3 separate regions of the Homo sapiens genome follow, and regions 1 and 2 are each linked to region 3. The links are chromatin contacts, found by Hi-C or POLR2A ChIA-PET in ENCODE. All regions are on one chromosome and are shown on one strand. Each heading gives the region's core, a stretch centred on a gene start or an enhancer-like site at or near the end of the contact. The rest is flanking DNA. Distances are from core to core; before and after follow the strand shown. Region 1 overlaps ZNF438 (zinc finger protein 438). Region 2 overlaps ZNF438 (zinc finger protein 438). Region 3 has its middle 63 kb from the start of LINC02644.

Evidence for each region. A loop is a pair of places that touch in the nucleus more often than their neighbours do. ChIA-PET counts read pairs that join two places held with the same protein, here RNA polymerase II (POLR2A). Pooled maps may share reads with other maps.
Region 1: a loop to region 3 is called in a map of endothelial cell of umbilical vein, with 10 times the contacts of the local background. The contact joins two enhancer-like sites. A Hi-C loop is called at or near these places in 4 of 168 maps with a recorded cell type or tissue (Right ventricle myocardium inferior, endothelial cell of umbilical vein, gastrocnemius medialis and 1 more), 2 of 37 single-sample maps with no recorded cell type and 13 of 50 pooled maps. POLR2A ChIA-PET finds 5 or more read pairs at or near these places in 4 of 52 experiments (CD4-positive, alpha-beta memory T cell, activated CD4-positive, alpha-beta T cell, activated T-cell and 1 more).
Region 2: a loop to region 3 is called in a map of endothelial cell of umbilical vein, with 8 times the contacts of the local background. The contact joins two enhancer-like sites. A Hi-C loop is called at or near these places in 4 of 168 maps with a recorded cell type or tissue (Right ventricle myocardium inferior, aorta, endothelial cell of umbilical vein and 1 more), 6 of 37 single-sample maps with no recorded cell type and 9 of 50 pooled maps. POLR2A ChIA-PET finds 5 or more read pairs at or near these places in 5 of 52 experiments (BJ, CD4-positive, alpha-beta memory T cell, activated CD4-positive, alpha-beta T cell and 2 more).

The regions. Positions count from the first base shown.
Region 1 is chr10:30,984,334-30,988,638 of GRCh38, reverse strand. It overlaps ZNF438 (zinc finger protein 438), which reads left to right. Exons shown (of 7, transcript NM_001143768.2): 2 at 4,213-4,270. Among named protein-coding and RNA genes, the nearest start is that of ZNF438, 45 kb to the left of the region's middle. Within about 2 kb of position 2,903, at least 7 of the 41 ENCODE cell types and tissues checked have a DNase peak (open chromatin) inside an H3K27ac peak, as active enhancers do; they include endothelial cell of umbilical vein and gastrocnemius medialis, where a contact is called at or near this core.
Region 2 is chr10:31,002,246-31,006,256 of GRCh38, reverse strand. All of the region lies in intron 1 of ZNF438 (zinc finger protein 438), which reads left to right. Among named protein-coding and RNA genes, the nearest start is that of ZNF438, 28 kb to the left of the region's middle. Within about 2 kb of position 1,461, at least 5 of the 41 ENCODE cell types and tissues checked have a DNase peak (open chromatin) inside an H3K27ac peak, as active enhancers do; they include endothelial cell of umbilical vein, where a contact is called at or near this core.
Region 3 is chr10:30,783,877-30,787,755 of GRCh38, reverse strand. No RefSeq gene overlaps it. Among named protein-coding and RNA genes, the nearest start is that of LINC02644, 63 kb to the right of the region's middle. RefSeq lists a silencer at 2,314-2,623. Within about 2 kb of position 2,600, at least 32 of the 41 ENCODE cell types and tissues checked have a DNase peak (open chromatin) inside an H3K27ac peak, as active enhancers do; they include endothelial cell of umbilical vein and gastrocnemius medialis, where a contact is called at or near this core.

The DNA of each region.
Region 1 (4,305 bases), core at 1,654-4,153, 200 kb before region 3:
CAAAACTGTTTTAACATTAAAAATAGCGTAAATATAATTCTCAGTAAAAGCTTACATTATTTAGTTTCTTAGCTATAATTTGTACTAATATATTTATTAGGTACAATAATTATAATCTTGTTATCTCTCTCTTTCTCTGGAGAACCCTGACTAATAATATACTACATAAGGGAGATTAGAAAGTACTAAGGAGCTCCACAGAATACAGCTCTCTGTATTTTCCTGGAAAAAAAATTTTAAAAATACGGTTGTATTTTATCTTTAATTGCTTCATAAAATTGTAGTCTTTTTCAGGTTGCATTTTGTGATTGCTACATTTGAAATTATTGATTTTTTTCAAGTTACTGTTTTCTATATAAATTGTGATTTTTAAATTTGAGAATGTAATCTCTATGTCGATAATGAGGTACCTGGTAAGTTCAAAGCAAATTCTATTAAATTTTATTTTGTAATAGTTTAATATGTAAATATTCTAGCACATACATTTTCAAAGCTACTATTAAAAAAAACAGTAAACTCGATTTACAGCACCTTTATTCAATAAAATTTTTATGACAAACTTGTCAAATAAATTGTGTCTATTATGGAAATCTTTTAAACATCTTAACCAAATTTAGATGCTGCTAAATTGTAGGCATTCTCAAGTTCATTTTATTCTAGTACATAATATAAACTTATTTAAGTAAAAAAGTAAGTTCGCCATAAAAATTAAATCTTGAATAAAAGATTTCTGTCTTAGTTTGGGCTGCTCTCTCAAAATATGACATACTGGGTGGCTTAAACAACAATTCATTTCTCCCGGTTCGGAAGGCTGGAAAGTCAAAGATCAAGGCACCAGCAGATCAGTTTCTGGTGAGGGCCTGCTTCTTGGTTTGCAGACCTGGTTTGATCTTCTCATTATGTCCTCACATGGCCCTTCCTGGGTGTGTGCACTTGGATGGGGGGTGGTGGGTGGGGAGAGAGAGAGAGATCTGTTTCTTTTTATAACAGCATTAATCTCATCAGGAGGGCCCCACCAACATGACCTAATCTAACGCTAATTAAAGGCACTACCTCTGAATACCATCACATTGGGTATTAGGGCTTCAGCATAAGAATTTAAGGTGACACAAACGTTTAGTCCATAGCTATTTTCAACTGACTTTGAATGTAATGTTTGAATGAAAATCATCCGTTATGTTGATGATTTTGCAAAGTCTAAGCCTCAAAGAATTCTAAGATAGATAACAAAAAGAAAACATGGACTATCATGCTGGAATTTTTTTTTTTTAATTCAGCATCAGCTTTGTCACAAATATTTTAGTTTTTTTTTTTTTTTTGAGACAGGGGTGTACTCTGTTGCCCAGGCTGAAGTGCAATGGTGTGATCACAGCTTACTTCAGCCTTGACCACCCAAGCTCAAGCAATCCTCCCATCTCGTCCTCCCAAAATGTTGGGATTGCAGGTGTGAGCCACCACACCCAGCCTTAGTTCAATTTTTTTAACCCTGTGTGTGTGTATAAACGTTTGTAAATTTTAATTGGTAGAATGTCACATCTTTTGTGGATTCAGTTGTAAAATATGTTTCCCCCAATTTTGATTGGTAATATATTGCAGTTTTGGGCACAGCTGTGAATTATATGTGAACCACAGCCAAGTCCAAGTTTATTTCTGTTTCACCATTTTTTAAATTTAGTAAGAACATTGTTCTTTCTATGATGCTGTACTCAACCAAGGTTTGTAATTGTGTTATCACTGTAAAAACAAATAGAATTGACCCTTATTATTCACAGATTTTGTTTTCATGAATTCGTCTGCTTACTACAGATTGAGCATCTCTGATCTAAAATCAGAAATGCTCTAAAATCCTAAACTTTTTGAGTGCCAACATGATGCTCAACACAATCCTCAAGGGTCATGCGCAAATGAAATACTCATGGGAGCATTTTGGATTTCAGATTTTTGGATTAGGGATACTCAATAAGTATATAATGCAAATGTTTCAAAATTTTTAAAAACTCTGAATTCAAAACACTTCCGACCCCAAACATTTCAGGGTAAGGGATACTGAACCTATAAAATTTATTTGTAACTGCAAAATCAATACTCATGACACTAGGCATTCAACTGAGTGCATGACTGCAAATGGTACAGAATGGTGAAAAATTTGGATTGCTCAACACATTCCTAGTTGACAAGCTGATTTCCTTCAGCTCTCATACGGTAAACAAGTCTCCTTTTTGTGGTTTATATAGTGCCATGATTTTTGCTTTTTTAGGCTTATGATTTCTGTGTTTAAAATGACTACCCAGTGTGGAACTGAAGTGCTGTATATTGCGCCTAAGTGCAAGAAGGCTGTGATGTGCCTTAAGGAGAAAATGCATGTGATAGATAAACTTATAGTGCTGTTGGCTATGAGTTCAGTGTTAGTGACTCAACAGTGAACAGCCATACATTGCTTAACAACAGGGTTAAATTCTGAGAAATGTATCATTAGGTGATTTTGTCATTGTGAAAGTATCATAGAGTGTACTGATATGAATCTATAGCTTACTATACACGTAGGCTATTTGGTATAGCCTCTTGTTCCTGGGCTACAAACCTGTACAGTGTGTTACTATACTGAATTCGTAGGCAATTGTAACACAATAGTAAATATTTATTTATCTAAACATAGAAAATGTACAGTGAAAATATAGCTTGATAATCTTATGGGACCACCTCCATCATATATGCAGTCTGTTGTTGACTGACACATCATGCAGTGGATGACTATATATTAATAAGGTATCTTGAAACAGAAATATACATAAAATGAGGTTATGTTTGATCAGCTAATTAAAATGTAATCAGAGGCTCTCAGGAGCTCTCAGGAACCCAACCCTGAATTTCCCTTATGAGTAAACAGTTTGGTATTCCCTAATTCAGTGTTCATGGTGACTTCATAGAACTTAACTACTGTGAATAAGGAGAACCAACGGTAATTTTGTCTTTGTTGTTGAACTTCTAAACTGATTTTTAAGTAGCAATTAAAGCAATGTCAAGTGTTTCATATTCTACAGAATGAACTTCCAAAAGCTTTACTTTGGTTTCATGAATTAGATGAAATCATCAAACCATTATTGGAATTAACTGATTTTTCTGGTTGGTACATCTCCTGATGCTGACAGAAAGCTGGCAACATTTAACTGTGAGTTTTTCTGTTAATGGAGCCAACCAGTTTTCACTTTACTTTGATGATGTAAAAGAGACGCTTTAGAATCAGAACTAAGTGCATTTTTTTAAAAAGTCATTGGATCTAGATGAAAAGTCATGCTTTAGAGAATAATACGTAAAACACTTTCTCTGTCCTGTCTGCTTTCATTAAATCCGTGTCTTTAAGCTAGCCATGAGCAGGGAGCAGTATTCAGTATTTCTTCTACCTTCATTCAAGACTGGAGGAGTTAGCTGTCCCTACCTGCTCCTGCCTAGGTATACTTTTTCTGCATGGTGCCTGGGTGCTGTCTTTAAGAATGAAGTATCAGTTACAGTACATTTAGTACATTTAGAAATGGGTTACTGCTAGGTGTCTTAAAGATTTAAGCAAGTTGCGAAATTGACAACTGGCTTCATTGCACATGCATCTCACACATGGCTCAATGAGATTATGGCAGAGCCTAAAAGTACAAGTAAGTCTTAGCATATTTTAATGCTATCATTAAAAAAAATCATTAGAAAATGAAAAATCCAGGACAAATGGTAAATTTGTGGGACACTGGGACAATGGCCGTAAATTGGGACTGTCTCAGGCAAACTGACACACTTTACTAGACATGTGTCCTTTTAAAAATCTTCAAATCCCAAACTCTTGATTACTGTTTTCCTGTCAAAAAGGCTGCGCCCTGAATATGAATCACTTGTTTGTGACTGTTTACTAATTTCCACAGTATTATGCACATGGAAAAGAATGTGAAGCATTCTTCTTAGCCAGTTTTATTCATTGTGGCATTTCTTTTTTTCTGGAACATTTTCTATTTATCTTAAAACTTTTATTAAATTTTGCATGCTTTCATTTTTAAACTAAAGACATGTAATCAACTATGGAATTATTTTCTTCTACATTAGTTCTTTTATTATCTTAATAAAAATATACAGTAATTAAAAATGAAACTTGAAAAGAAGGCACCTTTTACATATATTTGATGAAAATGGATTATCTGAATATGATTATAATAATACTTTGTATTGTTACAGAATTAATTAAAAGGATTTACGGTATATCTTATGACTCTACAGGAGCCTTGGGATATAGGTAAGTGACAAGCATTTTTTGAAGAGAGATTTCTG
Region 2 (4,011 bases), core at 212-2,711, 220 kb before region 3:
GTCCCAACCCTCTAATCAAGCTTTGGTCTTTCTAGTGTCCAGCCTCCATCCTGAAGCTACCCAGGGACTGCCAGCCATCAGTCACTCATTAGCATACAAAAGACATCACTTTGGAGATTCTAAGGATTTTAGCAGTTGTGTGCCAGGAAATGAGGATGTAGACCAGATATATATTTCACAATATCATACCATGTAATATAGGGTAGACAGAGATTCCAGGGAATAAGGGATGGACATCCTTTGAGGGAGGCAATATTCTGTGTACCACAATCTGTTAATAAGCTGAAGAGATTTAGGCTCAGAGAGATTAAGTAAGTTGTCCAAGGTCACAACATAATAAATGAAAGAGCTGATATTTTAACCCAGATCTGTTATTTATCATATATGCATATCTTTCACAATAACATGATCTTTCCCACAAATACCATTTGATCCTACTTAGGAAAAGTAAATAGGATGATGAGCATTGTTCAAATAGTAAATACCTATTTTTTTATTGTATATATTTAACGTATATGATGTTTTGATGTATACACACAGTGAAGTGGATACTACAGTCAAGCAAATTAACATCAGTCATCTCACATAGTTACTCTTTTTAGTGGCAGGAAAATCTCTTTTAGCAAAAATCTCAAATACAGTACAGTATTAACCATAGTCCTCATGTCATACATTAGACATCGAGACCCCTTTATCCTGCGTATCTGCAGCTTTGTATCCTTTGACCTACATCTTCACATTTTCTCCCCCGTCCACCCCTGTTTACCATCATTTTGTTCTCTAAGTATTCAACTTTCTTTTTCTTTTCTTTTTTTAAGATTCCACATATAAGTGAAATCATGCATTTTCTGTGTCTTGCCTATTTCACTCTGCATAATGTCTTCCACATTCATCCATGTGGTAGCAAATGGCAGGATCTCCTTTTTAAAGCTGAATAATATTCCATTTACGTACGTGCATGTACATATATATATACACACACACATATGTACACACACATAACTCACAGTTCATTCATCTGTTGACAGACACTTTGGTTGTTTCAATATCTTGGCTATTATTGTTTCTAAATCTTGGCTCATGCTACAGTGAACATGGGAGTGCAAGTATCTTTATGAGATGGTGATTTCATTTCCTTTGGATATCTACCCACTGGAGGAATTGCTGAGTCATATGGTAGTTGTATTTTTAATTTCCTTAGGAACCTCTGTATGGTTTTTCACAGTGGCCGCACTGATCTGCATTCCCACCAACAGTGTATGAGGTTTCTCTTTTTCACACCATCACCAACACTTGTTATCTCTGGTAACTTATTAAAGTAATAATCACATTTGCTTAATAATATCAAGAAATAGGCTATGTTATTATGAAACAGTTAAAAGCATATAGGAAGTTTATTTATTGATGTGGGAAAAGTATTTATGACTCATCATGACTTCCAGCCCCCTCCCCCACATTTCTACTTATCACTTCCTTTCTGTTACCAGTTCCTTCCTTATCCAGCCTAGATGCTTTGATTCAAATTATTTTCCGGCAAATTCTTTCAATTCCTTTGTACCTCTTTGGTCTCTCCAATCTCAGAACTGGATGAGCTCAACTACCTGCCAGTTTTTTCACTTTAATGATACGCTCAGCAGCCTTAAAATTGTCCAGCAGTCTTCCGACGTGTCTATTATCTCACTCCCTCACTCCTCACAGCATACTGCCTTCATTCTTCTCAAACCTTTTAACCCCCTATCAGTGTTATTTGATGTCTTAGCAGTTTTCCATGCAGTTGACCACAATTGACCATTGCTTCCTTTTGGAAACACTTGTCTCTTGGCCTTTGAGACAAACCCTTCCCTGGTTTTCCTTCTCCCATTCTAGTTGACCATTTTCTGTCTTCTGTGTTACCTGACATCTAAAAGAGGAAAGGTTTAGTTCTCTTGTTTTTCATCTTGTACTTTTGGTTAAATATAATCTTTTTGTGTAAGTCTTATTATCTCTAGCCCAGAGTTTGTCATCTTCAGCACTATTGACATTTTGGGCTGGAAAATTTTTTCAGTGTCAGGGGATGTCTTGTGGATTGTAGGATGCTTAGCAGCATCTCTGGCCTCTATGCTCTAACTGCCAATAGAGTTCCCTCTACCCTTATTGTGACAATCAAAATGTCTCCAGATATTGCCAGATGTCTCCTGGGTGCATAAAATCACCCCCCATTGAGAAGTACTTATGTAGCCTGAAGTTCTCTTCTGAGGATCTGGGGATAACACCTTTCTGACATCTCCACTTGAATGTCTCCTAGGCATTGCAAATTTAATGTGACCAAAATGGACTCTTGTTTTTTCTTCCATATATGCTCTCCCCCCAGATTTTCAGATTTTAGATTATTTATGATCTTGCATTGGAGGTACCAATAAAAGCCATTGGAGGCTTTTATTTGGAGTAAACTAGGGAGCCACCAGAGAGTTTTGGGCCAAGAAATGACATGATCTCACGTAGATCAGCTCTTTCTTGAGCATAGACTATGACTTGGAAGACTGAAAGCAGGAAGACCAGTTAAGAGGCTACTGTGGTAATCACAGTGAAAAATGGTAGTAGCTTGTATAAGGATGGTAGTAGGGCATATGATAAGGAGTGGCATCTTTAGTTTAGTGCTTAAACACAAATAGCCCTGAGAAGAATGCACTTGTACCTTCATGAGGTTAGTATCAGAGTATGCTTTGTTTTTCAGATGTTTTCTAAGAACTTGCAGGGAACAGGTTTTGGTGGGTCAGAATGAGAAGACAGTAGCCAAGTTCCTGGGTTCCTCCAAGCCAGAACTTCCTGGGATGTTACTTGAAGGGATTCAGGCCAGAACAGGGTTTTAAAACAAGGGACCCAACGGGAAGAGTAAGCAAGACATCCAATACTACCTGTTCTACCTCACAATCTTACTTAGGGCTGGTCCTCCCACGGTAAAACATGTACTGGGTGGCAGGGTAGATAGAACAATTGGAAGTCAGGAGTGTTTCCTTCATTAAATATAGGAAGCACATCATCTTGGGCTGGAAGGCCCTTAGCTGAAGTGAGGTGGCTATCGGCATTTGGGATGGGACAGGTTTTTGTTGTACAAGATTGCCCTACACATCTCAAGACTTGCAATAGTGTGCTCTCTCATTGTGACATCTAAAAAATGCCTCCCCACATTTCCAGACTCCCCATGGGAGTCAGACGTGTTCACCTGTATACCACTGGACTGAGCCCCCTTTGCTAATTTGAAAACTGCCTTCTGTAATAGGAAGTTAGTCAAAAGGCTATACATTCCAGGCCCTTAAAGAAAACCTGCATTACTTGTTTGGGGACTTAGAAGGTATCTACTAGTACTTTAAATTAGCATCTATGTTTATTGCTGATACATCCCATAAATGTTTTCTGTCCATGTTATGTACCTTAATATACTACTTTGTAATTCTTTTGTAGGGGTCATAGCCATTTCAGGGCCATCTCTAAAGACACTGCAAAGGACACATGCTCTAGCTGCTCTCTTCTCCGTATTGTTATATAAGGGAACCTGAATTAAAATGAATTAAGAGTTTGGATGAAAGGGCATTCCCTAGCCATCTTAGCAAAGGGAGTGGGAGTAGGATTGGAAGAGGGAGGATAATGGCCTGTATGTGAATGTTTATGCACATCATGTTTTTTAAATCAGGTCTAGCTAGTATCAAGAGCTAAATATTTTTTAATCGTATTTTTGAAAAGTAGTAGAAAATAGAACAATATTCAGATTTGTGAAGGATTGATGACTCAGTATTAGAGGGAAAACTCACCAAGGAAAAGATCTAATAGTTTTGAACATATAAAATGTAAGGTTTATTTACAATGAAAAAAATCACACAACACACTGGAGGAAATGCTTGTATCAAATGTGACTAAGGGTGAATATCTATAATATCTGAAGAGGAAGTTCTCTCGAACTTAATGAAGAAGTTTTAATACATAAGTAAACAAAGTATTTTAGCAGTTAATGATTAATAAAAAGGTGGGATTATG
Region 3 (3,879 bases), core at 1,351-3,850:
TGTCCCCGTTGTCAGGCACACACAGAGCTGAACTGCCTTTCCCAGCCTTCCTTGCCCTTAGGCGTGGCCACACGACTGAGTCCCAACTAATGGAGCGTGGAGAGAAGCGACAGACATCCATGCCTGGTCCCTAAAGCCTCTCACAATCACCCACACTCTTATCGCCTAGCAAGGCGCAGAGGATCCGCTGGGAGATGACAAGAGCCCTGGAGCCATGAGAAGACAGGAGCCTGGGCTCTTGGATCACTAGCCTGCATGGCGACATGAACAAGGAATAAACCTCTTATTGTCTTAAGCCACTCTGAGTTTGCAGTTGTTGTAGGGTTAGCGCATCTTGACTAGTACACTGAAATCCGTTTTCTGATGGACTAGCTAAAGCAGATTTCCTTTTTTTAGGATTAAGAACTCTGAGTATTTCACTTCCCGACTCGGTCTAATGTGTTGATTTGGTAGTTGCATCTGCAGGTAGGCCATGGTTCCCCCAGAATGGGCGGCACAGGGCTTGCCTTAGACCTCTCATCTTAGTGCAGGATGGAGGGGACCCAGCAGGAGCCCTAGTGTGGCAATCCCATCACCATAGGCAGGCCCAGCCACAGAAGTGTCTCTGATGGAGAGTGGGCTCTCTGTCTGCTTCTCTGGTCATGGTGGGCCTCTGACTTCATCCCTGGCTCCCTGCTAAGAAGTACAGGGAGGTCAGGTATGTTCTTCCTGGTGCCCCTGAATTCTGCACTGGGAATTCTGTCCCCTCCTCTTTCTTATTAGGTGAAGCCATGGTCAGGTGTGGTGGCTTACACTTGTAATCCCAGCATTTTGGGAGGCCAAGGTGGGAGGATCGCTTGAGGACAGGCATTCAAGACCAGCCTGGACAACACAGCGAGACCCCACTGCTAAAAGAATTGTTTTAAATTAGCCATGTGTGGTTAGTGCCCAACTGTAGCCCCAGCTACTCAGGAGGCTGAGGCTGGAGAATCACTTGAGCTCAGAAGTTTGAGGCTGCAGTGAGCTCTGATCACATTACTGCACTCCAGCCTGGCAACAATGTAAGACCTCATCTCCACAAAAAATGAAAATAAAAAATAGCTGAATGTGGTGGCACGCATCTGTAGTCCCAGCTACTCTGCAGGCTGAGGCTGCAGGATCCCTTGAGCCCAGGAGTTTGAGGCTGTGGATTGCACTACTGCACTCCAGCCTGGGCGACAGAGTGAGAGCCCATCTCTGAAAAGAAACAAAAGAAATAAAAAAGGTGAAGCCAACTCTGGGTCAGGAGCCCAGAGAGCTATCTGTCTCTGAAAGAAATTACCTTGCACCCACTTGAAATCAGGCTTGAGTTCATGCAGAAGATGCTCTTAGCCATTTCTGGCCAGCTCACCCCTGATTCATCCCCTACCCACAGGGCAGTCCCATGGTGGCAGTGAGTACCATGTGGCTGGCCCTCTGCTCTCAATTGGCTGGACCAGAGCTGGGCATGTGATCTAAGCTGGGCCAGCCCCATATTTTGTGCCTGAATTCTGGAGATGCAGTTTCAGGCTGGGCTCCCCTGTTGAATAGAGCAGATGTAAACTGAATTTTGTGCCTGAATTCTGGAGATGCAGTTTCAGGCTGGACTCCCCTGTTGAATAGAGCAGATGTAAACTGATAAACAGTGGCAGGACCATCTTCTGTCCTATGTGGACTGAGAAACAGGCCTTGAGGCAGTCAGTCGGCCAATAAAAACAAAGCAGCAGGAATATAGAAGAAAAGGTGAAAGAAGGAGGAAGAACTTTCTGAGCCTGGAGGTATCTCAGGCCCATGGGTCCATGAGCAAAGTCTCTATCCACAAAACAGAATTTTCTAGTTTGCTTAAACTAGTTCAAGTCCGTTTGTAAAATCTAAAATGTAAGGACCTTGATGGATACAGGAAGAAGTAGAAAAGGTTACCCTACAAGTTGCCACCCCTTGGGAACCTCAGAACCTGCTGGCTCCTGCAGAACTGGGAAACCTAAAAATTCTCATGCAGAGCTGGGGAAATAAGGCCGCAGGAGAGACCTCTTGGGACGTTTCACTAAGTGGAAAGGAGTTTCTCCAGCCTAACAGCCTCTTGTCATCTCAGAGCAAACGCAAAGAGCCCAGAGAGGTGGAGTGACTTCCCCGCGCGCCCCCACAGTCCATTGGCTTGGGGCTATAACCTAGGTCCCAGGGCCGCCCATCTGCAAGGCTGCCTGAAACCCCAAGCATGAACTCTCACTTGGAATTAGCATCCCTTTCCCACATTCGGCCCCTGGGAGCAGCGGCCAGGAGGGAGCTATCGGGAGAAGTAAGCTCGAGTTGCTAGGATGGCGACAAATGACGCAGCTAATTCTCCTCGCCTGACTGGTCCCCGCGCCCTGGGACCCCGTGTCCCCGCGCACAAGTGCGTGCTCGGGAGTCCGGCCCAGGAGCAGCTGCGGAGGCCGGGCGGCCCTGGGAAGATGCCTGGCGGGTTGTCGGGGGAGGGAGGAGAGGGTACTGGGCTCGGGGCCCCCACTCACCCACCCCTGCACCGCGGGGGGCGGCGCTGGGCGGCCCGGGGAGGGCCAGCCCCGCCGAGCCTTTCAGAGTTAATTAGCCTTCATGAATATGGATGCCACCGCCGATTGAAGACGGTTGAGAGGTCGTAACCTGACCTCGGCGAGGCGTGCATAAAGAAAAGCCTACTTTTCTCAGCTTGGCTCCTAATTGAAAGCCCGAGTGGTCGGGCGCAGCGCGGAGGGTGTGATCGCGCGCCCCGCTCCCTGCGCGCTCTGGGGACGGTGGCGGGGGCGCCCGGGCGAGCTCGGGGACCCGCAGGTGTGTGCGGGCGGCCCAGCGCAGCTTCGCCGCGGCGGGATCCGAAGTGGGGATTTATTCTGAAAGCTTTCCTTTTCCATGATGGTTTTCATTTCCTGTAATTTAGAGCTGGAAGCATTTATGGAATATCACATGGTTTTCGTTTACACAGGAAATCAGCTGCAGTTGTGAGAAGATACTGACTTACTTTTTTTTGTTTTTGAAATCCTCCTCCCCACATCCAAAAAAAAAAAAAAAAAAGAAAAATTTTTGAAAAGACGAGCTGGCAGCATGTTTTGAAATAGTTCTCCTTTTTGATCCAACCTCACTGTTCTCCAAAGGGGACTGCAGTTTATTTCTGACACGTGGTAATCACTTTATGTGAAGAAACCCCAGCATCGAGAGATGCTTTTGGTTTTTTTCAGAGCAAAGCGGGGAGCTCAGAGGGGGTGGGGGCAGGCGGGGGGAGAGGGGGGCGCTCACAGCTGCGCCCCAGCTTCCTTTCTGGGATGGGAACGATTTCTAAAGGATCTTAGGGAAAGGAGCCTGCGAACCAGGCCGCCTTTGGAGCTGAACTCCCTCCCTCCCCGAGAAAGACAGCACTTACTGCCCCAGTTAACCTGCTGGGATCACTGCTTAAAACCTTAGAGTCGTAGCGCCGTCCCCCAACCCAGGAATCACAGTATAAGTCTCTTCTTAACCCAGCCCCACCCCATCACCCCAGAAATCATCAGAGAACCGCAGGGTTTTATCACAGAGATTGAGGCCGAGGTGGAAGAATTTGCAATTTGTTTTTTTCATCTATGCCCCCTGGTTGCCACTGAGTTGAAGTCAGCACTCTCTTCTCTCTTTGCTGGGGATGGTTCTAACCACTTCCCACCCTCCACCCCCAGTTCGGAGGCCAACTAGACCGCCGTGGGCAATAGCACCACCGTGTGGCCAGCCTCCCTCTCCAAGCCCCTTCCCCTGCCTTTTCTGGGATCCTCCCGGGCGGTAGCGTGGATTTAGTGGGGCTGGGATGGTCTCTGCCCACTTTCTTCTCCTCCCTGCAATGAGGTTAACACACAGGGCACCAGACGCTCTCCCTTCATGCCA